Linked DNA regions of Mus musculus: region 2 is linked to region 1. The links are chromatin loops, found by intact Hi-C in ENCODE. Cell type or tissue: left cerebral cortex. All regions are shown on one strand. Each heading gives the region's core, and the rest is flanking DNA. Links, peaks and the distances in the headings are about the cores only. Region 1 has its middle 9.2 kb from the start of Aym1. Region 2 holds the start of Gm52824 (a long non-coding RNA gene).

The links. Peaks named below come from ENCODE experiments on the same cell type or tissue, not always from the same donor. Only the 100,000 strongest peaks of a DNase experiment are listed, where the experiment ranks them.
Region 2: it touches region 1 in a loop (7-fold over the local background); 4 of 42 quality-filtered maps call a loop at or near these places.

The regions. Positions count from the first base shown.
Region 1 is chr5:113,358,729-113,374,274 of GRCm38, forward strand. No RefSeq gene overlaps it. Among named protein-coding and RNA genes, the nearest start is that of Aym1, 9.2 kb to the left of the region's middle. In left cerebral cortex, for the core only: a CTCF peak has its summit at 7,367 (motif pointing right); a DNase peak (open chromatin) is centred at 7,370.
Region 2 is chr5:113,838,901-113,854,446 of GRCm38, forward strand. It overlaps Coro1c (coronin, actin binding protein 1C), which reads right to left. Exons shown (of 11, transcript NM_011779.3): 4 at 13,271-13,400; 5 at 11,751-11,932; 6 at 10,629-10,748; 7 at 9,627-9,731; 8 at 8,534-8,679; 9 at 7,246-7,303; 10 at 6,261-6,506; 11 at 3,539-5,568. The coding sequence ends at 5,449. Gm52824 (a long non-coding RNA gene) reads left to right here and starts at 2,789. Exons shown (of 3, transcript XR_003955977.1): 1 at 2,789-3,047; 2 at 7,893-8,054; 3 at 8,347-9,628. In left cerebral cortex, for the core only: CTCF peaks have their summits at 6,047 (motif pointing left) and 8,840 (motif pointing right); DNase peaks (open chromatin) are centred at 3,003, 4,275, 5,425, 5,762 and 1 more place; H3K27ac peaks cover 1,714 bases.

The DNA of each region.
Region 1 (15,546 bases), core at 4,340-12,339:
GTAGAGAGCCTCGCATGGCACACACTCGTGCTGCCCTTAGTTGTGGGTAGCATCTCACGGGCGTCTCTTGAGTTACTGCAGGACGTGGATGGGGACCCTGTTTGGGAACTCTGGGAAGGGGTGTAAGACTTACCTGCTGACTCCTCACGCTGGTCTGAAACTGGAGCTGTCGCACAGGGAGGCTCCCTGGAGCCCCCTTGCAGGGCTGGCTGCACCTTGGCGACAGCTGTGGGCTGAGTGGTGTTCCTCAAGGAGCCTGGGTTGGAACGGGAAATTGCAGTGAGGCTGAGCCATGGGGGGTCACGTTCGGGTCAGTTCTCTCTGACCGTGTAGCTGTTGTGAATGGATGTTGAGGGTGTGGCTTCCTCCCTGGAGAGGTGGGCTGACGTGAAGGCAGACTGAGCCTGCTCTCTCTTGCCTGGAGGCGCCCTGGGATGACAATACCGGCCAGAACGGTTGCCCTCATCCCTTGATCTCAGACTTTCCCAGACTCTAGAGGTAAGAATAAATGTGTGTCGCCCCCCCCCCAATAAACTCTGCAGTCTTGTGTCACAGTGGGACAGGATGGGCTAAAAGATCAGGGTAAGGAGCCGGTTCTGAGGACATCACAGAGGCGCCCTCGCAGAGCCTGAACTCGGGCCTTTCCCTTTTGAATAGTTTTTCATGGTGTAGCAGCCTACAAGCGGAACAAGCTTATAGTTTTGATAGCTATATTTCAGGGCCATCCTTTGTATCATGAAACAGTAACAGAACATCAGCATCATGGCTCCTTGAACCGCATGCAGCATGTGGCGCCGTTTGTCTGACTTTTTACTTTATGTCTTGAGGAGGCTTTTATCCACCTTGGACTGAAGCCCCAAGAAGCAGGTGCACCGCTCCTTATAGGAGTCTGCTGGGGAGAGAGCGGCTTCAGCCATGGATGAAGCTCTAACAGTGCTGAAAGGCTAAGACGATGCTAAGTGTATAGCTGATCGCTTATTATTATAAAATATAGTACAATATTAATATATTTTATGAATCCTTTGATGATTTTATTATACATTTGTGAACATAATCACCTCCCCACCTCCCACTAACTCTTCCCAGATCTATTCCCCTGTAAACTCCGTGTCCCTCTTTTTTTCCTTTTTTTAAAAATTTTATTTGTTTTGAGACAGGGTCTCTATGGATGTAGCCTTGGCTGTCCTAGAACATGCTATGCAGACCAGGCTGGCTTTGAACTCAGAGATCCACCTGCCTCTGCTTTGTGAGTTCTGGAATTAAAGATGCACACCACCCACCATGCCCAGCCGACAGAACCCTGCTGCCCGTATACAGATATACGTTTGTATGACATGTGAGATCATCCACTGGCTCACAGTTGACCGACCAGAGACCACTCCCTACTGCTTCTCAGCCTGGGCTGGGGACTCTCGAGCCTCTCCATGATGGCCACCTGCCTTTAGCGTTTGGAGGCAACCACAGCTGCTGTGAGTTTGTATAGCGCAGTGGTTCTCTCCCCTGCTTCCACCCCGTGACGCTACCTGAGCCCCAGCTGCAAGGGAATGGTGAGTGTGTATACCTGTGTGTGAGCCAGCCCTCCACTGGCACTCTGATTAACTGTGAGTTTGTGTTAATAATGTTAGTCACCATCCACCGCAAAAGGCCTAGCTGTTAGAACAGCAACCAGCTCTCTTACCTTCCTGTCTGCCCTTCTCCTGGTTCACAGCCCAGCGTTCCTCCAGAGCATTCTCCCAGCTGTTCCTCCTGAAGCTCCCCGACGGCCTCCTTAAATAGCCCCTTCTCCCCGTTTCCCCAATACCAGCAGCTCCAGGCTGGCTGTATCAACTGTTGAAGCCTCAGCTCAGCTTCTCCTGGTCCCACTGTCTTCTAATGGCATCTTCTGCCCCAAGTGCCTTCTCCTCTCATCTGCTGGCCCAATCCCTTCTTTTTAAATAAATCTTGCCCCCATAAATGTACGGCTATGTCAGCCTTGGACGGTCTTATGCCTTTCCTTGATGACCTTCTGGTCCCACACTGGCCTTGAAATATAGCTATCAATATGTAGCCCACCACACATTCTGTTTTAGCTGAGATAAACGTCCAATTCCTAGAAACTGGGTATAAACTTTTTGAAGCGGCCATTCTGAATACCAAGATTTTTGTGAAGTAATAGTTGCAACAGCTCCTGTATCCACCAAACTGTCTATTTCAACCTCATTCTCTTGCAACTTTAATTTTGGCCTCGGATCATTAACAACTGTTTGCCAGAATGCGCATTTTCTAGGACTTCCAAACCCTCCTGATCGATTGTTCTCCAGGGAGCAGCCTTGCCTTGGATATAGACAAACAGTAACATCTGAGCAGTCCTATCACCTGTGTTAAAGCATATTTTTTTCATAAGCCATTATCTTCATTTCTACTTTGAAATTTTTCACCTATAATTCCTGGATGCACAATCAGTCCTTGGGAAGTCAAACTGCTCCTTCCTGAGACCATTCCTACTGTCCCTGAGGGCAAAGGACCATAAACTCCAGTAGTTATTTTACAAAACTGAATTGGGGGAGGGGTAGTGTAGGATGTTTATCTGTGACCGAGTCTAGAGCGGGGCTGCATTGTAGATCTGCAATGCTTAGTTGAGCCTTTTCTGCCTGCTTGTTACTTTCTGGCTGACGAGAGGCAAACAGCTTGTGCTTTCTGCTGTGTGGGGCTCCCATTTTGTTTCCTGATGGCAAGAAATTGCCTTGGGTCTCTTTTGGATCTACACTCATTGGTCCAGTGGCGACCCCTTGTCACATTGCCAGCTCACCCCCGGAAGCCTAGGCCTTCTTTACGATTCCTATTTAGAAAAACCATTGTCCTTGGAGATGTCTCATACACAATTTTGTTGTGAACTGTCATATACCCTGTAGTTAAAGCGCTGCACATTTTGAGATCTAGAGTCTTTAGCTATGGCTTGCCCAGTTATCAACAGCATTATATATGCTCGGACCAAGATAGGTCGTCTCCCCGATCCACTCTTCCCTGGGTGCCACCCTCGACCTTAATAGATTAATAACCTTTTTTTTTCATTCCGTATTTGCATTTTCAAATGCCTGGGTCTCAATTAGCACTTGGATCAGGGTCTGATATGGCTTTGCTCACAGCTGAACCTAATTTTTGTAAAACAACAACAAACAGTGAAAACTTGCCCTGAGCCTTGTATACTTTTTGTAATGGCTCAGCCAGTCTTTCAACCTTTTTACAATCAAAATAGCCCAGAGTGAGGAAAAGGAGAAAAGAACAACAACAAACAAACAAAAACAAACAAACTATCTGCTGCAGAAAACCATGTGGGAGTGTCCCAATCCGAAGCCTCCGCAAACACCTTGTGGGCTTTTTGAAACAAAGTATCCATCTCTTCTTTTCTTGCCTGTGTTAGTAACCAGTTCTCTTGGCTCTCAGTTTTGAGCCAAGCCCTTCTCCTAGCCATTCCTCCCTCAGTTCCCCAACATTGTGCTTAAACAGTCTCTTCTTCCAGTTTTCCCAATACCAGCAGCTCCAAACTATATACCAACTGTTGTAGCCTCTCTGCTCAGCTCAGCGACTCTGGGCTCCACTGTCTCCTTATGACATCTTCTGCATCAGTCCGCTGTACAGAGAGACTCCTCTGATGTCTGAGTGAGGGCCCCAACCTGGATACATACACACACACACACACTCACACACAGATATAAACGTATAGGCTGTTTCCATTTAGCTGAACAGTAGTGGTAGCTTCACCCCTGGGGCCTCTGAGTTCCTGGCTAGGTTTATAGTACCAGGTTTACCACAGTTTCCTCCTGTGGCCCAGGCCTTAAATTCAATCAAAGTGGTTGCTTGCTCCTACTGACTTCTGTGCAACCATTGTGTCCAGGGATGTCTCTTGCCTCATGCTCACTGTTGTGGTTCATAGGGTTGACAGTTGGCTGAGACTTGATGGTGACATTTTCCTTTCGCTAGCCAACACAGTCCCTTCCAGTCCTGTGGAAGCTGGCCTCGGCCAATGATTCATCTGTTAGGATTATTCTAATTTAGCTTTCCAACCCTCGGCCCTCAGCCAATCCCAGGTCTCCAGGACTTGTGTCTCCTCCTGTGCCACGGGAACATTGAACCTTGGACCAACCGCTCCCTGTTTCTCCAGATTGCAAGCCCTGGTCAGGACCATTCTATTCTCTACCACAAGGAACCCAGTGGCTTTAGATCCCAAACATGAGTCTGTGCAGCCGAGTGAGCTCAGCATCTCTGCACCACCTCAGCTCATCTGGCATGATGTGCTCAGGGCTCACAGACGCTGTGGAAAAGACAGAGCCCCTGCCTATAGCAATGAGTGTCACCTCAGCATTTGGGGCTAACGTGTTGGTTTTCATTCCCCATATACGGACATGAATTTTGAAAATCAGCCAGTATAGTGGCCTCTTATTCCACCTTTTCCTCAGAGGGCTCTCCTGTGATGTGGGTAAGGGTTTAGGGATGAGTGAGTCGCTGTGGCCATCAAGGCGAGTCACTATGCCTAAAAGAACCAAAGCCATTCGCCACTGCAACTGGGTGCCCAGGCAGATGTGGTGGTGTTCATGAGTGTTGGGAGTCTGAAGAAGTCAAATAAGATGCAAACATGACTGTGTCCCAGTAGCTCAAGCCAAGGCAATCTGCACATGGCGCGTCTCCAGGTAAGGAGATAAGTCTTACAATCAAACCAATAAATTACCAACAGATTCAAAGGCCAAGGGATCCCGAGGCTAAAGGAGAGGTGGCTGGGGTTGGGGTGCGGGGGGTGGCTGGAGAGATGGTTCAGCTGTTAAGAGCACTGACTGCTCTTCCAGCGGTCCTGAGTTCAATTCCCAGCAACCACATGGTGGTTCACAACCATCTGTAATGGAGTCTAATGTCCTCTTCTGGTGTGTCTGAAGACAGCTACAGTCTATAGAATAAAATATTTACAAAAAAAAAAAAAAAAAAAAACCAAAAAAAAAAAAAAAAAACAACCCAACCCTTAGGGAAGAGTTTTTTTTTAAATGTATATTAGACTCTCACTAATGATATATTGGACCCTGACAACAATACCTGCTGCTGGGAACGGCCGTAGATTCTCGTCCCATGTCAGCACTGGTCCTCTCCCAAAGCCTGGTCTCGTCCTGAGGGACCAGAACCAGGGGCCAGATCACAACTGAGGAGGGCAGGAACATAGGGCCAGAGAATCGCGATCTGAGAAGGCTGGGGGAGTGTCTGTGAGTGTGGCAGAACAACATCACACAAGAGCGTGGACAGATGGGAAAGGTGTCACTGCGGGTTCTGAACCCACAACCCCACCGCCACCACCACCACCACCACAACCAAGTGTCAGAAAAACAGTAGGTCAGGCAAGAACGCTGCACGGACAGTTCCAGTTCTCACTGGACATATTTCCCAGGAGGTGGACTCTTTCCAAAAACAAGAGATCAATGGCAAGTAAGGTAGAAAGGCTCTGGCTAGGCAGGGTGAGAGAAACTCGGGAGTGGACAGACTGAGGTCAGGATTGAGTCCTCGGGTGGAAGAAACTCTGTGAGGAGCACTCTTTACAGGAGAAGGGAGGTGAAATCTGATGGAGAATTGACCGAGTACCAGCAGGGAAACCCAAAACAACGGCAGGGAGAAAACATGAAGGCCCATCCCTCATAGTCTTTCTGCCAAGGAGATGATGCTGGGGCCTTGTTTCCTGAGAGCACACTGGGTGCTGACCAGAGCTGCGGAATCAGTGTATTCTTGGAAGACCTTGGGCTCCAGGGCAAAAGAATAAGCCGGGCTTCCACGATAAGAGAACGGAGGAGAGAGCGAAAGCAGAGCCTTCCCGATGGAAACGGAGCAGCGCACTGACGAGCCTCAGGGAGGGGCACAGGAAGTGTGGACTCCATACCAGCATGCTGGCTCGGAGGTGTGAAGGGCCGACATCTGAGTGGTCATAGGTGACCTTGGGTCATACTGCTGCCATGACGCCTTCCAGAGGGAGGGACAAACTGACTCCAGTCACTAAAGTCTCTAGAGCAACAGCCACATGAGACAGGTGACAAGTGTCCACTGGGCAGTTGTGTCTAGTAGAGACCCAGCATGGGACCTGAATCAAGGGAGTGATGGCAGGTGACTAAGGGGACATCCGTGCGATCCTCGAAGTTCTGCCTCTGCGTAAAGTTGTCCTACAATGTGCTTATGCTACAAGAAGATTTTGCTAGCAGCTGGTGGTAAGTGATTAATATTAACTACACATGAAAGAGCAAATGCATTCCCATGCAATATATACATTAAAATAGAAAAACCTAATGCATACACACCACACACAGGCACAAACAGACACCACACACAGACACAGACATATACCACACACATGCCACACACACCACACACACACACATACACACACCACATCATACCACACTACACCACACACATCACAAAATTAAATGGAAACCCAGCTGCAGAGGGCCTTCGGGGTGGACCTATCTGTGCTACAGCCTGCCAGTCTTATGCGGTGGCTGTTACACATCCATCCTGTGTGTGTGTACGATTTCAGATCACCATTTGTTCTTTGTGGCATCTGTCTGCCACCCGCATACTCTGCCCCCTCCTCTGGGACCACAGAAACTGAAGGTGCAGACCCGTGAGCTTAGCCATGTCTTTTCAAATACCTGTGTGGCATATGGCTTCTCGAAAGGGCTGTCAAGAACTCCCCAACCCGCTAAGGTGTTCTTCACCCTCCTTTAAGATGAAACAGAAAATGCAGAGACCCAGAAAGTGACCTCAAAAATTCAAAAGTCACTGGGAAAGAACTGGCTCTGGAGACGCCCATGAAGGTCAGAATGAAAAGGGTTCCAGGAGAGAGGAAATCTTAGCCCTGAAATATCCCTTATCCAATGTTGCAAACACAATCACACCCACACTGAAATGGAGTGTTTATTTAATGTCTAATGTGTGGCTGGTTTCCCTAAACATTTGTTTGTTTTTGTTTTTTTAAATACAGGTTTATTTCTTTGAGAATTTCATGTATTTACATAATTTCCACCTCTCCCCCCCTCCTCTGTTGTGTTCCCCTCACTCTTCAAATTCATGACCTCTTTTTTTTTTTTTCTTTTAAAATTGTCACACACAGACACACACAACCTACTGGGTCCATTCAGGATCGCTCCCATGCACACGTGTTTAGAGCTAGTTACAAGTGCACACTGCCACGAGCTGTTCCACGAGCTCTGGATAGCCAACTCGGCTCTCCATACTCACACAGAAGGCTTTACCAATGGAGCCACAGCTGCCTTCATGGCCTCTCTTGGTGGCTTTGCACCCGCATCCCAGCCTTAAAACATCCTCAACGTCACAGGGACGTCCACTTCCCATTCCGACCACTAGATGTCACTATGTACCCGGCCATGACATCTCGCTTCCCGGTTCCTCGAAGCCCGCAAGTTCTGGTGCGTCCCGCCCTTCCCAGAGGATGGGCCAGAGAAGGAGCCTCTTCTCTGGGTTCTCACACGGTGGTGGCACGGTAACTCCGCAGCCAACTCTCAGGATGCGCATGGCTCTTTCACTGATCGTCTCTGACAGCTCCTACCCCGTGTGTAAAACAAAAAACCCCACAACATTAATACTCTTTGGGTGTTTGTCCAATGAGAGTGATGTTCCCTGTTGAAACCTGCAGGAACCCCCACAAAAGCCAGTGTGTGTACTCCGAGCGTGTGTAACCCCAGCACTCAGACTCCTTGGAAGCGTGATAGCCAGCTAGCCTGGCATATAAGGTGGCAAAACTGACACCAGGGCCTCAAAAGACAGTGGCACTGACACCCAAGACCGTCCTTTGACCTCCACACATGTGCTGTGGCATATGCATGCCAGGACTCATGCAACATCACACACATATCTTGTGCACACAGCGCTCAAACACACACTCTCACACACACGTACACATGCAAACACGTGTTTTTGTTTTTGTTTTTTTCCGGAAAATGACTGGGATGACCCACAGTACACACGTAGGCAGGGGTTGTTCAATCAGACATAAGGTTTTACGAGACTCCAAATGCCTGAGATGCCCAATTATCCTGCTGCCTAGAGATGTGGCTGTTTACTGAGCTGCCTTTACATGCTGGGCACACAACAGACAAAGCCCGGAGAACACAGAGGCTTCTGAAGCACGTGAGGTAGAATTTTCCTCTAGGCCATCACTCCTGAGACCACTGGACCCGGGAAGGCTGACAGTAGTCCTCAGACGCCCACACTCCAGCCATGTTCGCGTGACCATCGCTGACTCTGCTAGCACACGTCTAGGTAGCCACGTTGGTGGGAATTTTGTTGTCAGCAACACAGCATTTAGCCAGGTACAGTGACACAGTCCTGCTGACCCAACACTGGAGAGTGTGAAGGAGGGGAGTCAGAAGTCCACAGCCAACCTGGCTTGTAACAAGTCATTTTTCCTCAAAATAATCTCTGAGTCACTCACAGTGCACACACATTGTATGTTTGGGACCACCCGGGAGCATCCTGTGGTTGGGGGAGGGCGTGTGGGCCTCAGAAGTACCACAGCTCAGTCAACTACTCTGGGAAATACACAAGACCCGAAATAATGTTCAGGTTGAAAGTGAGTTTTGAGAATTAGAGAAGGCAGTGGTTTAAGGAGCCCGAGAAACAGCATCCCAAACTCTAGATTCTTTTTTGTTAACTGGTGGTAACTCGTGTTGGGATTCATCCGCAGGCTACTCCCCTTGTAACTCCTTCACAAAAGACTGCAAACACCGAGACAACTTTCCCCTCGCCACGCAGGTCGCGTGCTCTTTCTTAAGCACGACTTAGAGAAAGGAAAAAACTGAAATCTAGTCATGCCCCTGTAATTGTAACACACGTTAACTTTGCGCATGCCCAGATCAGACACCAGCCATCCAGTGACCCTAACTTGAGTGACAATCTTGCAGACATATGAGCAGAGTCCCATCCTTCAGTCAATGTCTGCATCCTAGACTCTGTCACACCCCAGGACCACATGTAGCTGGAGACAGTGGGGAGTGCATAGCTGGGACCTCACCTGAGGTCTCCCCTTTTCTACAGGGACACTCACCTTCCACCATCACCATGGACAGAGAAGTCATTTGTGATGGGTTGTATATCCTTGACCCAGAAAGTGGCACTCTTAGGAGGAGTGGCATTGTTGTAGTGGGTGTGGTCTTTTTGGAGTAGGTGTGACCTTGTTGGAGTGGGTGTGGCCTTGTTGGAGTGGGTGTGGCCCTGTGGAGTAGGTGTGTCACTGTAGGTATGGGCTTTAAGACTTTCATCCTAGCTGGCTGGAAGCCAGTATTCTGCTAGCAGCCTTCAGATGAAGATGTAGAACTCTCAGCTCCTCCTGCACCATGCCTGCCTGGATGCTGCCATGCTTCAGCCTTGATGATAATGGACTGAACCTCTGAACCTGTAAGCCAGCTCCAACTAAATGTTGTCCTTATGAGACTTGCCTTGGTCATGGTGTCTGCTCACAGACACCTTTGTGAAGACTCCTACGTGGGAGCTATCTGATAACTGCTCTTCCACTTTGTGTGTGTTTGTGTGTGTGTGTCAGTGTGTGTGCATGTTTGTTGAGTGAACCGAAGTCCCAAGTATGGGTGGAAGTAAAAACTCACTCATTGCCCCATCATGGGTACAAATCTGTTGAGTTTCCTGGCACCCTCATTTCGTGTCAAGCCAGTCAGAACTCTGTGGTACCGAGCACCCGTGCGAATAAGATTCATCTCTTCATTATCTAGATTTCCCAAGAGCTTAATCCTTGGCTCTGTTTGAATCTTATCTTTTCCTCTTCACAGATCCCTGCCTTCGGCAAGATGTGAGAACACTATCATTCTCAGTGTTTGGGGCGTTGCTAATCACACACACGGTTCCCAGCAGAGTGTGTGTGTGTGTTACAACTTCACAAGCTTAGTTTGCTATTGTCACAGCAGGGAGCATGGTGGCACACAGGCAGGCAATGGATCAGTGGCTGGGAGCTAGCTACATCCTGACCTGGAGTCAGAAAAGAGACACCCTGGCATGAGCATACACTTTGTGAAACCTCAAAGCCCAACCCCAGTGACACCCTCCCTCCAACAAGCCCACACCTCCGAAACCTTCTAATCCCTTCAAACAATTCCACTCCAGGCTACTGAGCATTCAAATATATGAGCCTGTAGGTGCCATTCTTGTTAAAGCAGCTCTCACGCCACCTCGTGTCCAGGTGACTGTGAGCCACCACACAGAGGTGGTGTACTGTACTCAGGTAAGCACTCCTAACCACTGGTCCATCCAGCCCCATGCTTGCATTTAAACAGCAGTGAAGGGCGGGTTTAAGGTCTATATTCCGGGGTAGCTGTGTGACCTTGGTCAAAGCCTCTCACAAGGCTATTTCCTTTCCTTCTTGAGGAACAGATAGAAATGCATCAAGGCTACCTCTGTTAGCTGAGCAACAAGCTATGAGACTTGACCGGGCCCCACAATATCACCGTTGGTAATTACAGAAGTCACCCAAGGCTGATTGGTGGCCAACAGAATTTCTTAGGCTCGACAGAGCCCCTGGGATCGTGCTAGATTTTTTTCCCCCCATGTAGCTCTTGGCTGTTTAAGCGTTCCCTTCCGAGCAGGCCTTGAGCCGGCTCTGCCAATGGCTTTCCTGGGACGATAATTAGATTTAAGCCCCCGGTCCAGTCAATAGATTCTCATCTCAGGGTTACCAAGCCGATCATGGCCAGTAATTTACAGCTTGAGTTGTTCTAAAATCAATACAGATTTTGCTCTTCAACGAGAGGGCTGTAAAACAGGGTGACAGGAGGGCCCCCAAAGCCGTCAGCTCAGGAGCGGAGCGTTTACCAAGCCTGCCTGCGGAGGGGCCTTGCAATTAGAGCAGAGCGAGGTGGATGGCCTCCATCCCATGGGCTGTGGCCAGAGGCAGCAGGAGCTCCCCCTGACAGGGCCTGTCTGCTCTCAGCTTTGGAGCTCTGTGTGAGTCCGTCTTGTTTGACAGGTGCGGTGGGAAGGGAACAGGTTTCCAGTCAGGTTGAGTGGCCTTTGGACATGACAGTGCAGTTTTCTACACTTGGGGCTTAGCCTGAATTCCTTGATGCTTGGGCCTCTTATCTGTAAAATGGGCAGATAATGGAGACCGTAGCCCAGATGGAGAGAGGAAGCCATATTTAGACAGCTCTGCAGATCCCAGTTCCCATGGTCCAAGTAAATACCCAGAAGAGAGCGGGACTTTAAAAAACCCCAGAACTTCCAGATGTGTTGACTTGGCTGTTGTTTTGTTTTTGTTTTTTGAGACAGGGTTTCTCTGTATAGCCCTGGCTATCCTGGAACTCACTTTGTAGACCAGGCTGGCCTCAAACTCAGAAATCTGCCTGCCTCTGCCTCCCAAGTGCTGGGATTAAAGTCGTGCGCCACCACCGCCCAGCTGTGTTGACTCTTGACTGTGATTTCAACACTGGGAAGACAGAGGCAAGAGTCTGAGGCCAGCCTGGGCCACACAGTGAGCTGCAGGACTGCCGGCATTCCAGATCTTGTACTGTCTGCTCGGGTGTGAGTATTGGTCCCATTTTTCTGATGGGAAAATCAAGTCAGAGATGGGGAGGGTTTTTTTTTTGTTGTTTTTGTTTTTGTTTTTGTTTTTTTTGCTCGAGCACAGACAGCCATCAGAATGGTGCTGTGGTTTGGATGTAAAATGTTCCCCCTGGCAGTTCAGAGTGTTCAGAAGCTGGGCTCCCAGCCAGCTGTGCTGTTCGGGGAGGTTTTGGGAACATCAGGTGGTAGAGCCCCCGTGGGAGAAAATGGACAGGAGTGTGTGCTTCTCTGAGGAAGCAACATGGGGAGAGGGGTGGGAGGTGTCACTCCCCAGAGCCTCAGGCACAGGTGAGGACCCCGTGCCTAGCACGCTCAGAATCAGTCAGTATGCTTTAGCTTCATATTTTCATTCATTCATTCATTCATTCATTCATTCGATGTATTGAGAACCTACCAGGACAAATGCAGTATGTAAGAGAGTGAGGGTGTGTGTGTCCCCAAGGAGTGCCCAAGTGAGGAAGCTGGACAGAGCTGAGATGTCACTGGGAGATGGGGACAGGACAGGGCTCAAGGAAGACCCTCCCAGGCACACAGAGGAGCACCCGCCAAGGCCCTGGGGTGGGAAAGATGGTGGCCCAGATGGAGAGGCAGAGAATACAGCTGAGGAGGAAACCTCAGCCTCTCCACCTTGGGCACCCTGAAGCCAGAAGAGCAGGGGTCAGCAGGGGTCAGCAGGGGTCAGCAGGGCACTTTAGGACAAGACAAAGAGCTGGGGCTTTGTGCTCATGGCAGAAGGGAGCAATGAACAGGAGAAACCGAGCTCCTGCTGTGTGGGGAACAGAACAGAAGGTCCAAGGGTGGAAGAAAGAAGATACAAGTGGCCACCATGGGGCCAGGGCATCATGGGACTTCGCTTTATCTGACCCCAGTAGCTTGCCACACTTTTTTTTTTGTTGGCTTAGTGTTCCTCATGTACAGCCCCTGCCATGCTTCCTTAGCCCCATGCTCTGTGTTAAAATTTTCTTCACTCTTGAGAATTTCCTACCCACGGACAATGACATATGAATGCACCGACTACCTCCGTTCCGCCCTCCGCCTCCCCTTGTGGCCCTACCAGCACAGACCCTGCCCAGCTCCTTAACCTACCATGGGCTCAGGGCATCCACGGGAGCACTGGAAGCCTATCAGTGACCACACCCTCAGTAAAGAGCAACGCTCCCCCACACGGCTATCTGCTCCACATGGTTTCTCTGCATGGATGGGGCTTGGAGATCATCTGCTTCAGCTAGAATCCCACCCAGCCCGATCCATTCAGGTCCTAGCAGCTGCTGTGAGCTCCCGGCAGTCTCTCATCCTTAGCATCTATTTCTTAGAGAGGAAAAAAGAAAAGAAAGAAAAAAGCCAGGCAGTGGTGGCCCATGCCTTTAATCCCAATCCCAGCACTTGGGAGGCAGAGGCAGGCAGATTTCTGAGTTCGAGGCCAGCCTGGTCTACAGAGTAAGTTCCAGGAGAGCCAGGGCTACACAGAGAAACCCTGTCTCAAAAAACAAAAACAAAAAAACAAACAAACAAAAAAAAAAAAAAAAGAAAGAAAGAAAAGAAAAAGAAAAAGGAAAAGGAAAAAAAAAAGAAAGGAAAGGAAGAGAGAATCTTATCCAGTTTCTTATCATGGCCTCCCCTTCCCAGCACCCACAGAACTTGCTCACAAGCAAAGCCTTCCTTCCCCGTGAGCCCCGTGAACGGAAGACTCATCCTAACAAGCCCCCGTAGGAAGCAGCCAGGAGGCTCCTGGCAAATCTTCATTGGCTGGCGGTCATTGCAACTCAAGATTCGGGCCGCTGACCTAAAAGACTTTCAAACAGTATAGTCAGCCAAAGCAATGGTGGGCAGTGGGCGCTGGGGGACATCACAGAACATGGAAAATTCACTCAGAACTTCTATGAAATGGGAGCACTCACCCACTCTCCGGATGGGAAAACCGAGGCTCAGGACTGTTGAGCCACTCGCACAAGAAGAAGTTCTGAGCTTGTGATGGGACTGCTTTGTCTGGTCCGTCTAGTCCTCTGAGCAGCCGCCATCTTTGTCAGAGTATCGCAGTTGGGCCTGTGGGCTGTTGACATTTCCTCAAAGAAGGAGGACTGGGGCGGGTCATGGGACCTTAGACTGAATGTCCAGCCACTCCTCCAGATCATTCCAGTGCAGTTTGTCCCTAATTGTCCTCAGGGTCTCAGAGAGGTGCTATAGTACACAGGTAGGAAAACTAACAGGAATGATCTTCATGCAGCTGGCGTGTGTATGTGGGTTGGGGTAGGGATGGGGTGCTGTGTGGGACACAGACCTCCTGATGCTTTAGGGTCACCCAGAGTCCTTTCTATGACCCTGGACTCAAGATCTGTAAGTAACCTAAGAAACTGGCTCCCTGGGGTGAACTTGGACTGGGCTGTGCTTTGTCACTGGGAACTCAGGAAGTTAATGATGTTCATATCTCTCTAGGCAGGGCTTGTCACACCTATCACGTCACGGCACCCACAGAACCCCTGAGGGTTACGCACAGTGTCTGGGGCAGCAGTCCTGCTGGGGTCCCTTGCATAGTGATCAGCGCCCCAGCATTTGCTGAAGACCTAGAGCTCTTCCTCTTCACACACGGCACGAGAATTTCAGAAACTATACAAAGAGACCCCCGCCCCCCCCCACACACACCCAATCACCAGCCACACACCAACCACGCTGGATGCTTCAGGTGCTTGCCTTTCTGCACGGCTTGCAGCCTGAAGGGCCTTTTATCTTCCAGGGAGCAGGGATAGCCTGCCATCAGGGGAGCAGCCGACAAAGGCCTCTGCCAGTCTCTAGCTGCTACCATGCTCACTGAAGCAGCCGGAGGTGGGGGTGGGGTTGACTCTGCCCCCCTCTTTGCTAGACCGGGCTCAGGTTCCCAGTCCTCGGGGTTGCTTTAATTTACTTCCACACACACCAGCGGTTCCCAGCCACCGCGCGGAGTCACTTAAGGGTGGTTGTCACTCGTCAGGAGTGCGAAGAAATAATGTCAGCTACGTAGTACCCCCCTCCCCCACATCCACAGGAGAGGTGCTCCAAGACCACCAGAGGATGGCTGAAGATGAGGAGACTGCCTGCCATCTCTCTGTATGTGTGGTGACGCCCTGTTCACATCCTGGGCGCTATCCACAACAGCGATAAGAACCGCCAGTTAACATACTATGCTGCGAGAAAAGGAAGTTACCGTGGCCCCTCCGCCATCGAGATGGCTCTCCCTGCACCTAGTGAGGTGCACGTAAATCGAGCAGGTCTTTGACAAACAGCCATACCGTGACCGTGTAGTGAGTAGAACCTGCCTCCGTTGCTATTGCGAGCGACCACGGACAGTCTGGACTCCGCTATCTTCTTTTGTTTTAAGATTTCTTTATTTTTACTTTATGGGTACCCGTGTCTTGCCTCCTTGTGCATGCAGTACCTCGGAAGGCCGAAAGAGGGTGCTGCATCCCTTGGAACGGGAGCTACAGAGGGCTGAAAGCCCACCTCAGTGCTGGGCTTTGAACCTGGGTCTTCTGGGAGAGCAGCCAGGGCTTTTAACCAGTTTTTCCAGCCTCCAAAGGAATGGTTCTGGCTCCAGTAGGATGTCAAGAGGCTTTGCTCATCCTACTCAAATTGTGTACAACAATGTGTATAAGTTATTGTTGATACTTCCTATGTGATACCCTCAGCCCAGTGTTGACTGCAGGTCAGTGGGACTATAGTACAGAGAAGGTTCCTAGAGGGGCACAATGCACTGGGTAGAAACTGGAGTCAGAAAGTTACTTACTTAAAAAGTAAACGAGACCATCTGAGGATACTATTTCCAGTGTGCACAAGCAACTAGGGGTCTTGCCTAGGTCACACACAGCCTGTTATCCCCAGGGAACAGGACCAGGATTCTATCTCAGGGGGACCCTGACTGATCTTACCTACCCCAGCACTGAGGTTCAAAAGTGGCCTTGGCTGCTCCAGGCCACCAAGGAGACA
Region 2 (15,546 bases), core at 2,834-10,833, 480 kb after region 1:
CTTTAAGTATATGAGTACACTGTCCCTGTCTTCAGACATACCGGAAGGAAGAGGGCACCAGATCCCATTACAGATGGTTGAGAGCCACCATGTGGTTGCTGGGAATTGAACTCAGGACCTCTGGAAGAGCAGTCAGTGCTCTTAGCTCCTGAACCATCTCACCAGCCCCCCAGATTTTTTTCTTAGTTTTAAAATATTTACTATTTTATATTTTTTGTGTATGAGTATTTTGCTTGCATGCATGTTTGAGTGTCTCCTGTGTATCTGGTGAGGTCAGGATTAGGGTTATGGGACTGGCGTTAACATATGGGTATGAGGTAGGTAGATGCTGGGACCCCAGCTCAAGTACAAGCTAACCCCAGCCAACTCTAGCTCAACTTTAGATAGTTTATAGAGACTTATTAAATATTCTTTTTTTTTTTTTTTTTTGGTTTTTCGAGACAGGGTTTCTCTGTATAGCCCTGGCTGTCCTGGAACTCACTTTTGTAGACCAGGCTGTCCTCGAACTCAGAAATCTGCCTGCCTCTGCTTCCCAAGTGCTGGGATTAAAGGCGTGCACCACCACCGCCCGGCTAAATATTTGAAATTTTAAAGGTGGTTGGGATGTTTATGTCATTATATAGTTATATTGTTTTATATTTAGCACACCTTCTTGGGAACAAATGAGAAAGGAACAAGTCTACTTGAACAGTGTTAGGTCTGTGTGTCCAGTTGGTGCTGGCTAGCTTTGCCAACCTGACACCAGCTAGAGTCATTTGGGAGATGGGGACTTTCAGTTGAGAACATGGATTCTGTATGATCGGCCTGTAGGCAAGTCTGGGGGAATTCTCATGTTTGAGAATGTAAGTGGGCCCAGCCGTTATGGGCAGTGCTGATGTGTAAGAAAATAAACAGAGCGAGCCAGTAAACAATGCCTGCCGGCCTCTGCATCCATTCCTGCCTCCAGGCGTGTGATGGGTACTCTTATGCCAACTTGACCACAGTCATCTGGATTAACTAAAAACCCAAGCTGCCGGGCACACTTGAGAGGGACGTTTCGTGATTGGATCATTTGAGGTGGGAAGACCCACCCCAAATCTGGGCCACACCTAGTAGCAGCCTCTAGAAAGGACATGGAAGAAGGAAGCTTTTGCTTTCTGCCTGCTCGGCCCAGGTCTCATATATCCGGCTGCTGCTGACTTCTCTCATTGGCATTATGGCCTACTTCAGAATTCTGCTGTAGACCAATGACCAGCTGAGACATCCAGCCTCATGCACTGAACAGCTATTGGATTCTTGGTCTCTCCCTCAGGTGTTAGCCGTTGCTGGACTGGATGGGTCACTGCTCCACTAGAGACCTTCGCCAATAGGTTCCCACTGCCTTGAGTTCCTGCCCTGACTCCTGGATGATGGATAAACTGTAAGAGGAAACCAAGCCCTTTCCTCCCTGGGCTGGCTTTGGTCAAGCTGGATTACAAACTAAAACAGCAGAATTTTAGGATATAGCAAAACAGTCTTTGTCATGCAGAACTCCCAGGATTCAGGAAGATGGCTGAAATGTACGGCATGTTCAAATTAAAATAACATACTCTATTTTGGATTATGTGTATCTTTCTGTGGATGTGTGCAGCAAAGTTCAGGTGCTTACAGGAACCAGAAGTGGGTGTTGGATCCTCCGTTGTGAGCTACCCAATGTGGGTACTGGGAACTAAAACTTGGTTCCTCTGCAAGGGCAGGACACGCCCTCAGCTGCTGAGCTGGCTGCCCAGCCCCAGCATGTTCTGACTGTATATGGACACTGGGATTTTGATTTCACAATTCTTCTCACTCAACAGTCTTCCTTTGGGTTTCCGCCTGCTACTTTAAGATGTAAATACCAACAAGGTACCCACACCTTTAGTCCCAGCTCTGGGGAGGTAGAGGCAGGTCGATCTCTGAGAGTTCAAAGCCAGCCTGGTCCACAAAGTAAGTTCTACACCAGGCAAAGCCGTAGAGCGAGACCTTTTCTCAAAACACTACCCTGGTTTTTTTTTTTAATTTTTTATTTTTTTGTTATCTTGGGCTAGAGGGATGGTTAAGAACACTGACTGCTCTTCTAGAGGCCCTGAGTTCAAATCCCTGCAACTGCATGGTGGCTCACAACCATCCGTAATGAGATCTGACACCCTCTTCTGGTGCATCTGAAGACAGCTACAGTGCACTCACATACATGAAATAAATGCTTCCCATTATGGGTGGTTGGCTCTTAACTGCTGAGCCATCTCTCTAGCCCAACATCATCATCATTATTATTATTATATGTCTCTAACTCAGTGTCTTTTTATTAAATGACTAAATAGCCATACAGTGTTAGGGGAGTGTGGCCAGGAACTGGGGGGCCACTTCTCAGTCCTCAAAGCCTCTGCTTTCTATCCCGCTGGTGTTTCGGAGGGAAGTTTTCAGGTAAGAAGTCTAAGCTACGAACAGTCAATTCTGGTCCCAGCTGTGAGCCTGCCTTCCAGAAAGGTGCTGTCACTGTGCACAGGTGACTGCTAGCAGGAGCCTACAGGAGCAACAATCACCTCCCACCTCACCCCGAGGAAAAGTGTGCCCTTGACCACGCCTATTGTCCATGACCCAGTGACAATGTCAGGATTGTTTACTTTGTGGGAAGGAGAAAGGGACACTCAGAGTTAACTGATTCTTTAAGACCCAACCAAAAGTGTTTCTGGATAGGACATGGAGCACTAAGTTAAGTACGGGGAGGGAAGTAACCTTAAAAAAGTAAGTTCTCCCCAGACAGCGTCTGGTTCACTGTCTGGGGGGAGGGGGGGCGGGCGGACGGACGCTAGACAGACGGACTGAGGACACAAGAAGCTGTTAGGTCTTCTGGCAGAGAGTCAAGGTGGCCAAACTAGACGAGCCAGTCGTAAACAGACCACCAGGCTTCTCCCCACAGCTGGGGTCCTCGGAGGAGGCCCGCCAACTTCCCTTCCCTGCCTGTCATGGGAACCAGAGGCTGCTGCTCTCCTTGCTTGGGAGGAAGGAACCTGGGGAGGGCCTTCCTGTACTCGCTCATCACACGGAAGGTAAGCAAGGGGGTTTCTTCTGTATAAAAACTGAAATGTCATCGGGTGATGGGGTAACAGGAAAGGGGAAGTCGAAAGGTACAGTCAGGACACCGAGGACCCAATGGGCAGAAGCACAGCCAAGGGTTCCCGTTCACTGAAAATGCTGCTTTGAACACACCCACCTCCCTGTGGGGTGTGTGACGCTGTCACTCAGGATTCAGAGGCAGGGAGGGCTGTCTACAGCCACAGAGCAAGTTCAAAGACAGCCTGGGGTACCTGTACCTCATCTTTTTTATCTTTTTGAGACAGGGTCTCTCTAAATAGCCCTGGCTGTCTTGGCACTATGTAGACCAGGCTGGCCCTGCCTCTGCGTCTGAGTGGTAGGTACTGAAACCTTGTTTTAAACAATAAACAAAATAAAACCCAGGTCTGCGGCTGTGGCTTGGTAGGTAAAGTGTTTGTTGAACATTCACAGAGTGAGGCGAGAAAGAAGCACAGCACACGACTGTAATCAATGCCTTTTATCTCTGAAAACGGAAGCGAGTGTTTTGACAGAACACTATGGCCACTCTATAAGAGTGGGTGTAGGAGCAGTTCACTGTCTTCCTCCGGTGCCACAGGGAAACAGAGGCCACCACAGCGTGTCAGGTGGGCACACACTACAGTCACTCCCGCCTCTCTCAACCACAGCCCCTCTGACTTCATCAACAGCCTCTACAATTGTTACGTAATTAATTCAACGGACCCCAGAACCTTTGTGAATCTTCACACAGTCCTCAGCGTAGCACACGTACAGACAATGCAGTGTGAGTCATTCCAGCCATGGTCTCTCCATCTCCTTATCCAACATTAAACCACAAGACAGACACAGAAACCTACAGAGACTCAGGAGCCCCGAAGCTTCGGAGCCAGCGGCCCCCATCTCGGTGGCTGAGAGAACCTTTTCTTACAACACTACCCAGTCAGTCCACACACTCTAAGCGGCTGCTGCCATACTATGCTCTGCCCTGATAACCTGTACATTTGCTGGCAGCCAGCACTGGGCCCACACCAGCACCAACACTTGCCAAGGCTTGCCTTTTGTGATCCATCTGACACTACCCAGGTCGTCTGCTTCCATAGACACGCACCATGAGGCTGTGAGGTTAGAGTAGGGCTAAGGTCTAGCTGCTGCCCTTGGAGCAGGCATGCCCAGGGCACGTCCAGTGCTGGCAAGTAGCAGCCTGATCTGGGTGGTGGGGCAGAGGGCCTGTGCGTGGCCAGCTATGGTCGATCTCTGAACTTCCCTTTCCACTCTGTTCTGGACCTTTCCCTCCGCTGCAACATTCAAGAGCCCTCGAGGGCTGGCTGGGCGCTTGAGACAGGAGGCAGCAAAGTAAGGAGGGAAGACAGGAGCGAGGGAAACAGAGGGCCTGGGGCAGAGGCTGTGCACACAGTGCCTGGGTTCAAGCCCCACACTATACCCAAGGGCCAGGCAAGCTGCCTCTGTAGACAAGGACTGTCAACACACAGGTATCCGCTCGCCTTGGGTGCCCTTGTCCAAACTGCCCGGAAGGGAACCACACTGCTGGAAGGGACAGGCACAACCATCTGTGGAGAACAAAACTGCAGAAACGCGAGCTAGTTCGGGTTAGAGTATAATCACCGAGTTCCCTCTGTGCAACCACCCAACTTCTAGGAGAGAGAGAGCAAGGAGAGAGAGAGACAGGACTTTTGATCGAAGACTCAATGGAATGGGGGCAGTGTGTGGTGGGTCCACGTGATTTCTCAAGTCTTCCTTCTGCACAGTCGTTAGACTAACGCCCAGGTTTGTGCTGTGAGTGAGCCAGCCCTGTGCAGGCGGCTGCACTGATTGTTCTCGTGAGTGTTTATACAAAATAATCATCTCATCTTCATTTAGTTTATAAACATACACAGTGCTGTCCCTTTTAAATTGAGGAGAGAAAAGAAAGAAAGAAAGAAAGAAAGAAAGAAAGAAAGAAAGAAAGAAAGAAAGAAAGAAACCCCACAAATACTGCAAAGTAGAAAAATACAAAGAAAAAAAAGCTACTTTCGGTTTTGGCAACATTAAAAAGGAAGAGACAGAGCAGAGGTGGCGCTGGCCCGGTCATCAGGTGTGTGAGGAGGACGCTGGGTCAAGTGGGGGGCTTGGTCTCTAAAATTCAGAACATCTGGCATTTCAAACGTAGGAAAGCTCAGCAAGTCAGCAGACCTGCCGAACACCAAAGCTCCCTGACGAAAAGCTCAGCTTCCAGGTTTGCGGAAATTTGGGAGAGGAACCGAGTTCTTACTGGAATGTGGCCTATCGCTGGCTGACAGATCTGACATGGAATGTCTCCAAATGGCAGTGTCTCCCTCTCTGCCCTCCCTGGGAGTGCGCGGAGGAGGAGCAGCCACCGTCCGTGGAGGTGGGCGGGCCTCAGGCAGCCATCTTCGCCAGCTGCTGCTCCAACTTGGAAATGCGCTCGTCTTGACTGCAGATTGTTTCCTTTATGGATTTGATCTCTTTCAGAATCTCATCCAACTTGGCTTCGTTTTGCTGAGAAACAAACAGAACAAGGTGACCAGACAGCAGCAACAAAGCGCATTCCCTTTCTGTTAACTCTGACAGCGCAGAGTGGAGTCTCACGGGGCCTCTCACACGCTTGGGACAGCCAGCTGCAGTCCCCAGGACACCAGGTCTTCCCAAGGCACCACGGAGCTTCTGAGACAGACAAGAGCCCACAAGCCAACTACAGTGCTTCAAAGTGGCTTCCCGGTCCTCCACCTGCAGCTGCTGGGCAGAGCCCTCACCGGGCAAGCCTGGGCACACCAGGGCCTGCAGCCCCCTTGCTCTGCTTCCTGTCAGGAGCAGCCTGCTCTGTAGGGGCTCGGATGAAGAGCCAGTGTCTCCTAAGAGCTTATTAACTGGAAACCTTACGGCACCAAGTACAGATGCCGCTTAAGGCACTGCTCTGCCTGGTTCTCCACACCCCTCCCGGCCATTCTCTCCTGAGGGAGCAGTGCCCTCTGGTGGTAGGTTCCTCAGACCCCTAAGCTCCTGGCAAAGTAGTTGTATTGCTAGCCCCACATCGTGAATCCAGTGCTATGTGTACCACTTCCTTCTCTAAGAACACTCCCTTCCTGCCTCCCTTAGCCCGGCAGGGGTCCTGTCCACTCTCAGACACACAGTAGGCATTACAAAAGCCAGTGCTGGCTGGCCTAGCACACCACAGTCACCCAGAGCCTTACCACACTGGCCGTGTCTGTGGGCTTCTTGGGGGCACAGCTGAGCTCGCTCTTCTTGTTTGCAGCCGGCTTGCTGTCCAGGATGTTCTTCTTGACCACCTTGAGGTCCCTGTTCTTGCCTGGAATGTACCCGTGCTTCAACGATATGAGGATGGGGTCCGCGTTCTTCCCCTCAAACCACTCCTCGGCCTCAAGGGCGGCTTCCGGCCCTGCCGTGTCAGGGTACAGGTCGTCTTGGAAGAGGTCAGACTGGAAGAGGCATGTGGAGAACGCTTGGTAAGCGAGAAGAAAGGCTGGAGCCCGAGTCCAGTGCTGCATGGATGCAGGACAAGCGTTCCCCACGGGATGTGTCTCAACCTTTACTGTCTCCCACAATCTGGAATAGCGGGAAGAGGCATGCACACCACAGGGACCTGAGTTTTCACTTCAGAACTGGGGACATGGAGCTGCAGAGACAGGGTGCTGCTGGCTTGTCTTGTGTTAGTTCTACAAAGCACTCAGAAGAGGGAACCTCAGTGAGAAAACCACTCCAACGGGCCGGCCTGTGGGCAAGCCCACGGTGCATTGTCTTGCCTGGTGACTGATGAGAAAAGGCACGCCTCACTGTGGGTGGGGCCAGCCCTGGACAGGTGGGCCTGGGTGCTGAGCTGGCCATGAGGAGCAAGCAGTGTCCCAGCATGGCCGCTGCATCTGCTCCTGCCCTGACAATGAGCTCAGCAAGGCAGTGTGACTGACAGCTGCGAATGTCGTGAAGTCTCATCACAGCAACAGAAGCCCTAAACTCAGGGGGCTCAGCAGTCACAGGCCTTCGCTGTCCTGCAGGGGACCTGGGTCTGATGCCTGGCCCCCTCATGATGCTCCTGGTTCCAGGGACCCCACACTTCTGACCTTCGCAAGCACCAGGTGGGCATGGAGACAGTGCACAGCAACACATGTAGGCAAAACAGCCATGCATACTAAGACCAAACCCAAACACTCAGGCACTTACCTTCCTGGGGACCGTCATGATAATGGGCTCGCACTTTCTCTCATGAAGCTTGAAGAATCTTCAAAGGAGACAAAGGCAAAGATACAGAGTGAGTGACTGACAGCCCCCAGACTGTTCCCTCCAGCACCCGTGGGATCTGAAGATCACCCCCACTGACCAGCTCAGTGGCTGCTGCAGGCTAGGAGCAGTTTGGTGTGCCCTCTACAGAGAAGAGCGACTGCCCATGCAGCTGGGGACTGTAAGCAGGAGAGGCCAGTGAAAGATGGCTGTAGCCAAGCCAAGTGCTGGGGACCGCACAGCCATGCCCCAGTGACTCTCCACTGTGTCCCCAGACAAGAGAGCACACACACACACCTCACAGGAGGCAGCACCTGCCAGTACAGGCACTGTACGTGGCACACATGGGAACTCAGGATAACTGCCGGGGCTGGCCTGCAGGCCCCTTCCACCTTCTTGTCATTCTTACGGCTTACTGCTACCTCTGCATGTGTTAGCATGTGAGTGTGTGTGCCACAGCACGATGGAGTCAGTCCCCTTCTCCTGCTTTTGCAGGACCCCTTGGATCCAACTCTGGCCATCAGGTCTATGTGGCAAATGTCTACCCACTGAGCCATCCTGCTGACCCTGCCTTCTACTTTTTATTCCAGACAGGGTCCCACACTGGCCTGGAGCACTGCCACACAGGGCAGGCTGGCTGATGGGCGCTCCCAGGCTGCTGTCTCCTCCACCTGCCATCTCTTTATCGCTGGGATTACCATGTGCACCACAGAGATAACCACGGGTCCTGGGACCTAAGCTAACCTAGGCCTGTAAGTAAGATCAGAGCTTTACCGACAGAGCAACCTACTCAGCCATCTACACAGACTTCTTCCCCCCCACCCCCCACGTGTTCCCAGTCGGCCTCGCTCCCCTCACAGCTCTCTGTCCCTGTCTGTCTGCCTTTACCCCTTCGCTCCTTCCCTTCTCCTGAATAATCCTCCTTTATACCAGGTCTGTGGCATGGTGTGGCCTCTCAGGTGACACCTTGGCATAAGCCTGCTGGGTACCGCCCTCCCACTGCAATACATTTTATATCACAGCTCTTGCCCACCTGTCTTCCAGGGACCATTGCCCATAGCCTCGACATGAAGGAAGTGAGCACACAAGACACTGAGCCCTGCTGTGTCCCAGCTGTGCTCCACTGCAAGGACAGGCCACAAGCCACAGTCAACTGCAAACACACTGAGGTAGTCCTGCAGCTGGCCTGCTGCGTCATGAACAACTGGACACGTTGGGTTCAATTCTTTACCTGGCAATTTCACACTTGTTGACGTCAAGGCCCCGCTTGGGCATGTAGCCCATCCCTCGCTGAGGCTCCTTGCTGCTGAATGTGTTGAGGTAGTGGACATATGGGGATTCATCCGTGATCTCAAAATAGCGGATACTGCTGTCACCCTGAGAACCAGAGACAAGTCAGTGCCCACAGTGATGCAGACATTTTCTTTAAGTGGGTGGTACTCACACCACCCAGAGTTCATGGAAACCTAACTTCAGTAGCTGTGCACTGCTCCTCTAAGCACATCTGCCTGAATTACAAGCCACTGTTTCCCCTTCTTCCTGAGAATTCTCCAGCACTTCCTGTAGAGGGCTCCCATGCCTCTCCTCTCCTGGGCCTAGAAATCAGGTCAGGGTCAGGGCAAGAGAGCGAGTGGCGCACAACTGCCCTGAGCACCAGCTTCAGAAGTCAAGCAAGCAAAGCCAAGCGGCTGAGAGCGCAGCTGCACACCCGAAGCCTTACTCCCGGGCCCCAGGAACGACAGGCAACCAGGGGCGATCAATACAGGGTCTCTCTAGAAGAAGCAGCAGCAGCGTTTCAACTGTTTCCTCTAACTCTGGACAGCACCAAAGGCTCTCAGGGCAGTGAATGAAACCCCATGGTTAGGCTGGAGAGATGGCTGAGAGGTTAGGAACACTGGCTGTTCTTCCAGAGGTCCTGAGTTCAATTCCCAGAAACCACATGGTGGTTGACAACCATCTGTAATGGGATGTACACTCAGGTGTACATGCAAATAGAGCACTCATTCATAGATAGATAGATAGATAGATAGATAGATAGATAGATAGATAGATAGATAGATAGATAGATAGATAAAAAAACAAAACAAAAGCTTGCGGTCATCATGTTTGAAGTGGTCAGCTATTTTTTTGGCAAGCTACCCAATGCCAGCAACCTAGTGTGAAAGAGGACAAGCTTTCAGCATGAACGTGCTCTTACACACACACACTCACTCACTCACTCACACACTTTAACATTAAATATGTCAGTTACACTGCCTAGCTTCTAGGGTTCTGAGGACGAGCCCTGGCCCTCTTCGGCTGGCCTGACAGCAGACGCCGTTTACCTTCCCACATAAGTAGATGATGCTGGTGTCCGGATCGTAGAAGGGGAGCAGCACCCCATTGCTAGTGTCCATTTCATGGAGAGCAATTGGTTCCTGCATGTTTTTCTGAAAATAAGTTAAAAAATACACATAAACACACACACAACACACATATATACATTTTAAAAATACCAGCAGAACTTCAAGTCTGAGCAAACACGGGTGACTTCGTGCATGTAAATACAGGTGACCTCATGCATGCAAACACTGTAAATCAAACTCCCTGACGATCAATGCAGACATCATTATGGGTCCACAACAAAAACCATCTCTTTTGAGATGTTTTCTTTTTGAAAAAGATTTTTGTTTTTAAAGGACAGCCTGGGAATTCCAGGCCAACCGTGTGTGTGTGTGTGTGTGTGTGTGTGTGTGTGTGTGTGTGTGTGTGCGCATAAGTGTAGTGTAGTTGCCTGCTGGGGACAGAAGAGGGCATCCAATCCCCTGGAGCTGCAGCTGTGACCATAGGTGACATAATGTTCTTGACCCGAGCCATTTCTCTCCAGCCACCACTTTCTCATTATAAAGAATGGCACGCTGGGGGTGGTGGCGCACGCCTTTAATCCCAGTACTCGGGAGGCAGAGGCAGGCGATTTCTGAGTTCGAGGCCAGCCTGGTCTACAGAGTGAGTTCCAGGACAGCCAGGGCTACACAGAGAAACCCTGTCTCAAAAAAACCAAAAAAAAAAAAAAAAAAAAAAAAAAAAAGAAAGAAAGAATGACACACATTGAGCAGGACTGTGTGCTCCGTCCCTGTGAGGTCTAAGCACCAGTGGAAACCCTGGAGCCCCTTGAGTGCAGGCCTAAGGTGCACTGCTTGCCTGAGCCCCACTGAGGACGAGACCCTCCTGCTAACTTAAGACAGCAAGAGCACAGAGAATCACACTGAGGAGCCTGTGACCCCCTCTGCCAGCCCAAAGCCCCACTCAAGCTGACAGAAACTTGGAAAGGGAGGAAACTGGCTTACTGGGTTCCAGAGCGCCAACTGCCGCTCGCTCATGCGGCTAAAGCCAGTAGTGAAGACGTTGCCGTCCGCCAGGAAGATGGCACGCATAGGCCTGGCTCCTTCGTGTGCTTTCTCCTTCTCCTGGGAAGGGGGCGGGGGAAGCAGATGCAGATTTCACACACTTACATTCACTGTGCAAAGCCCCCAACCCCACACACAGGCCCAGTCTGAGCTTTCCTGGGCAGGACCCTGAGGCCAAGGAGGTGCAACTGTCCCTCCTTATGAGAAAGCAGCGTCACTGAGTGGTCTGGTCAAAAGGGCTCTGGCACACATGTGACCTGCAGGCTGGGGGCAGCCCATAGGTTCTCCAGCCTCACAGGACACACAGAAGGCCACTCCTAGCCTTTCCTGGTTAATGAGCGTGCCCGAGTAGACACCCTTGGGATATGCTGGGTGGACAAACCGGACTTGGAAAGTCCCTGTGGTCGGTAAGACACACCGTGATTGCTGTCCACCCTACACAGTGCTGATAGTTAAGATGCACCATGATTGCTGCCCACCCTAGAGCCTGAGGGGATATGCTTCTGGGCTTCTCACCCACAGCTGCAGCCCTGACAAGACCGCGTGCATCTTCAGGCAGGGAATGTGACTTTGCTGAAGTCCTACTGGGTGTTAGAAGCTGAGTCTCTAAGCCGACAGTAGGAGCTCCTTCCTGCAGGCCTGTAGGGCACCTGGATAGTGTTCTTGGGTCAGGTGGGCATCAACTGGGGTGTGGTCAGTGTAGACCCCTGACAGTCTGGCTGAGCTCATCCAGGCCTGCAAAGCCCCGAGGGCACTCTAAGCTGTTTAAAGCACTGCTGGAACATGTGTGGTAGTGCGCACCTTTAATCCCAACACTTGGAGGCAGAGCCCGGTGCACTTCTGTGCTCCAGGCCAGCCTGGGCTATTCTGACTAAGGTCACCATGAGGGGACAGAGCTGAGCTAAGGCTGGACAACTAGAGAGACCAGAAACTTGGGCAGCCACCTCCCTACTCATTTGATGCCCACACTCCACAAGGACAGCGTGGCTTCTGTGTGGCAGCCTTCAGAGCCCAGGAAAGGCTACTGACCGGCCACCAGGGCTGTGTGCTGGACACACTCACCGCCACAATCTCCTGTTTCCTGGGGTCAATGACTCTCACTTTCTTGTCTTTGGATGCGGTGCAGATGAGACTACCGTTACGGCTCCAGCTCACATTGTAAATCATGTCTGAATGCATATCGTCCAAGTTGATGAGGGCTTCCCCTGTCCCCACGTTCCAGATGATAATGGCATTATCACAGCCTGTCACAAGCAGATCAGTCACCAGGTGGGAAGGGCCCACAGAGCATGCCAGAGAAAGCAGCCAGCCCCACAGGGACAGAAGCATGGGAGGGAAGGTGCTAGAGACAAGAGGCCCCGCCTACTAGGCTGGAGTGATGTGATCTCTGTAAATGAACACTTTAAAGCCAGCCCCATGAGAGCCTCTGTCAACCCAACAAGAAGCTCAGCACAACAGAAGTCCCCTGGGGGTCAGCTGGACTAATGGAGCCAGGCGGTCTGTCTCCTTGGCTTGCACAAGGCGAACAGGAAAAGGGTGAGCTGCATGGTCCCCACAGGTCCTTTCTGCCATGCTGCCCCTCAGCTAGCTTCCCAGCCCATGACCTGCTCTGGAGGTCATCAGAGGGCTGGGGGGGGGGGTCAACAGTGGCTAAGCTGGCACCTTACAATGCCTTCTGTATCAGTAGACGCCCGCCTGGCATTACATTCCTAACCTCACACACCACAAACAGCTCCTATCCTTAGTTACAAACTGATCTGGCCAACTTGCAGAAATACATTAAAACAAAACAAACCAGTATTGTTAAGGTGTAATTCACAATAACCATTACATATATCTAGGTAAGTTCTGACAAATGCCTATACCAAGAGAAAGCTTACTGCCATCACCCCGAAAGCTTTCTGTATTCATATATGCATGCGTGTGTGCTTGGCCCCGCCGTGTAAAGGCCAGAGGGTGCGTCTTTATTGAAGTAGCCTCTCACTGGCCTGGCCTGCCAACCCATGCCAGGGAACTGCCTTTCCTTCTCTGCTTCCGCGGCACTGGGATAACAAAGCTCACCAGCATGTCAGGCTTCCCTAACACAGGTTCTGAAGCCCTGTATTGAATGAGTCACGTCCCCAGCAGGCTGGGCCAGCCTTAAACTTACTGAGCCACCATACCTAGTTGATGTGTTGCTTTTAGGAAAAAGAAAGGGAGGGAGGGAAAAGAACGAATGCACGAATGAATGAATATAAAATTTGAGCAAAGGCAAAAATTTCTGTAAGATGAACTTGGAAATCATGCCACAAGAAGCGGGTGAGTAGAGAGACAGAAAGTGCCAGGGTTCACTGTGGAGCAGTCTAACAGAAAAATTCAAAAGCAGCATTGGTGTTCAGAGCCGGGAGCTGAGCAGACAGGCTGAACTTTGCCAGCAGGACAGTGTGGGCGAGGACAGCATGGCCCGTGGGAAGGCGCTGGAGCACACACATCAAGGTCCAAACCCAGGTGTTTGGAGTCTGCCATAGCTCCTCGGTGCTCCAGTGGGGTCCCACCCATCCCCCCATCACAGGGTGAGGGCAAAGCAGCCTCTGGGCTCCTACCTGCACTGAGAAGCACATTGCGGGCCGTCGGGTGCCAGGCCACGATGCCAACTCTTTTTGAGTGCCCTTCTAGAATCACCACAGGCTCGGTCAGGGAAAGGGTGAGTCCATTTTCCGGGATCTGCCAAACCTGTTGGAACAGGAAGGAGATTATTGGTCTAAAAGCCGCTGTCACCTTTGACTCCCAGGTCACTATGGCCACCCAGTGGCACTAAGGCGCAGGTGACGACTGTGTGCCTGATTTAACTGTAAATCTACTAAGTAAGCACTTGGGAACTTTTCTTTATCTGTGACCTGCCAGGCCAAGGGTGTCCTCAGAACCACAGGTTGTTCACTCTGACTGAGTAGTGTTCTCCTTTCTCTATGGTAAGATTTCCTTTCTACAGTGCGGTAGAAATATTCCCACATCCCACATGTAAACACAGCCCATGTTCACACTCGTGCGCCAGCAGAGGGTTTACCTCAGTGTTCTCTGAGGGATTCCGTCATTTTGTGCTTCTCCCTCACCACTGTCTAGTGGGTACTAGACAGCTCTGAACTATCACGTATTAAATATCATGTGAGTCACCACGTCCCACATTCCTTTATGAGATGGTGAAAATATTCAAAAACTTGTGTTGGTGGGTATATGCATTCATGAACATATTAGAAACCACCGAATTGTACATTTTAAATGAGCATATTCTGTATAAATTGTATCTTAAAAAAAAAACAACCTTACTTGCTGCTGTGTACTTCTGTGTATTTGGTTTTGTTTGTTTGTTTTTTTGAGACAGGGTTTCTCTGTATAGCTCTGGCAGTCCTGGAACTCACTTTGTAGACCAAGCTGTCCTCGAACTCAGAAATCCGCCTGCCTCTGCCTCCCCAGTGCTGGGATTAAAGGCGTGCGTCACCACGCTTGGCCTTCTTCTGTGTATTTGTATGTGTGCGTGTGTGCATCATGCCTCTGTGTGTGTGTGTGCATCATGCCTCTGTGTGTGTGTGCGTGTGTGTGTGTGTGTGTGTGCATCATGCCTCTGTGTGTGTATGTGCATCATGCCTCTGTGTGCGTGTGTGCATGTGTGCATCATGCCTCTGTGTGTGTGTGTATCACGCATGTGGATGTCAGAGGACAACGTTGTACAGTTGCTTCTTTTCTTCCACCTTTGCATGGCTTCTAAGGATTGAACTCACATCACCAGGCTTGCATGTCAAGTGCCTTTACCTGCAGAGCCATCTTGTTGGCCCCATCAATTATATCTTAACGAGGTATATACTTAAGAAAAGAGAGAAAGAAATCCATTTGGGGGTCTAGAGCTGGCTCAGTGAGTGAGCGCTTGCTCTACGGGAAAATCTTGAGCTTGGATTGCTAGCACCAAATAAGGAGCCAGCCGTGGCCATGCATGCCTGTGATTCCAGGACTTGCTGAGGCGGGGTGTGGACACAGGGGGACTCAGAGCTTGTGGGCCAGCTGGTGGGCTCCTTATTCAGCAAGGATGTGAATCAGAAGGGGGTGAGGTAGAGAGCAAGAGGGGCAACGCCCAGCCAACATTGTTAGTGCATTTACTGCGTACAGGCACAGACACACCAGCTGACTGACGGTGACAGGCAGAAGGGTTAGCACATCCAGACTGGACACTGTCACAGGGAGGGGAAGGGAAGGACGCGGCCGAGCGGAGGGAAGCAGACTCAGTGATGAACACTGGGAGCTGAGGGCTCTCTGCCTTGTTTCTTGCTTTATTTAGCGTCTTGCTATGTGGCCCAGTCTGGCATCAAATTAAAAACAACCCTCCCACCTCAAATTCAGAGGCAAGACCCCAAGCCTCAGCCATGCACCACGCCAGGCAAAGATGGAGGCTTTCAGAGTCAAGATACAAAACTACTCCCTAAGAACTGTCGCAGGTAAGTGGACTGGGCCTAAGGCCCAGAAGAGCATCACTGCACAGTGTCCGATCCACAAAGAGTGAAGGTTGACACAATTACCCTCTAAAAACCTGGATCCTCTCCAAGAACAGCAAGTGCCCTTTGTGGCCCAGCCATCTCTCAGCCTGACAATCATTATTTTTTGGATCCTCCTGCCTCAGCCTCCCGGGTGATTTGCATACTGTCATAGCTGGATTCCACTTGAAGCAAATAAAACATCTCGTGCAAATCACAGGAAAATAAACCAACCTCCTGAGGCCCAAACCTAGAGGTCACCTGATGTTCCAGCCCAGCTCCCACCATGTGGTGACATCTGCACAGGCAGCTGAGGCCAGAGGAGAAGGGGCGCTGGCACGGGTCTTGCCTAACTCGCC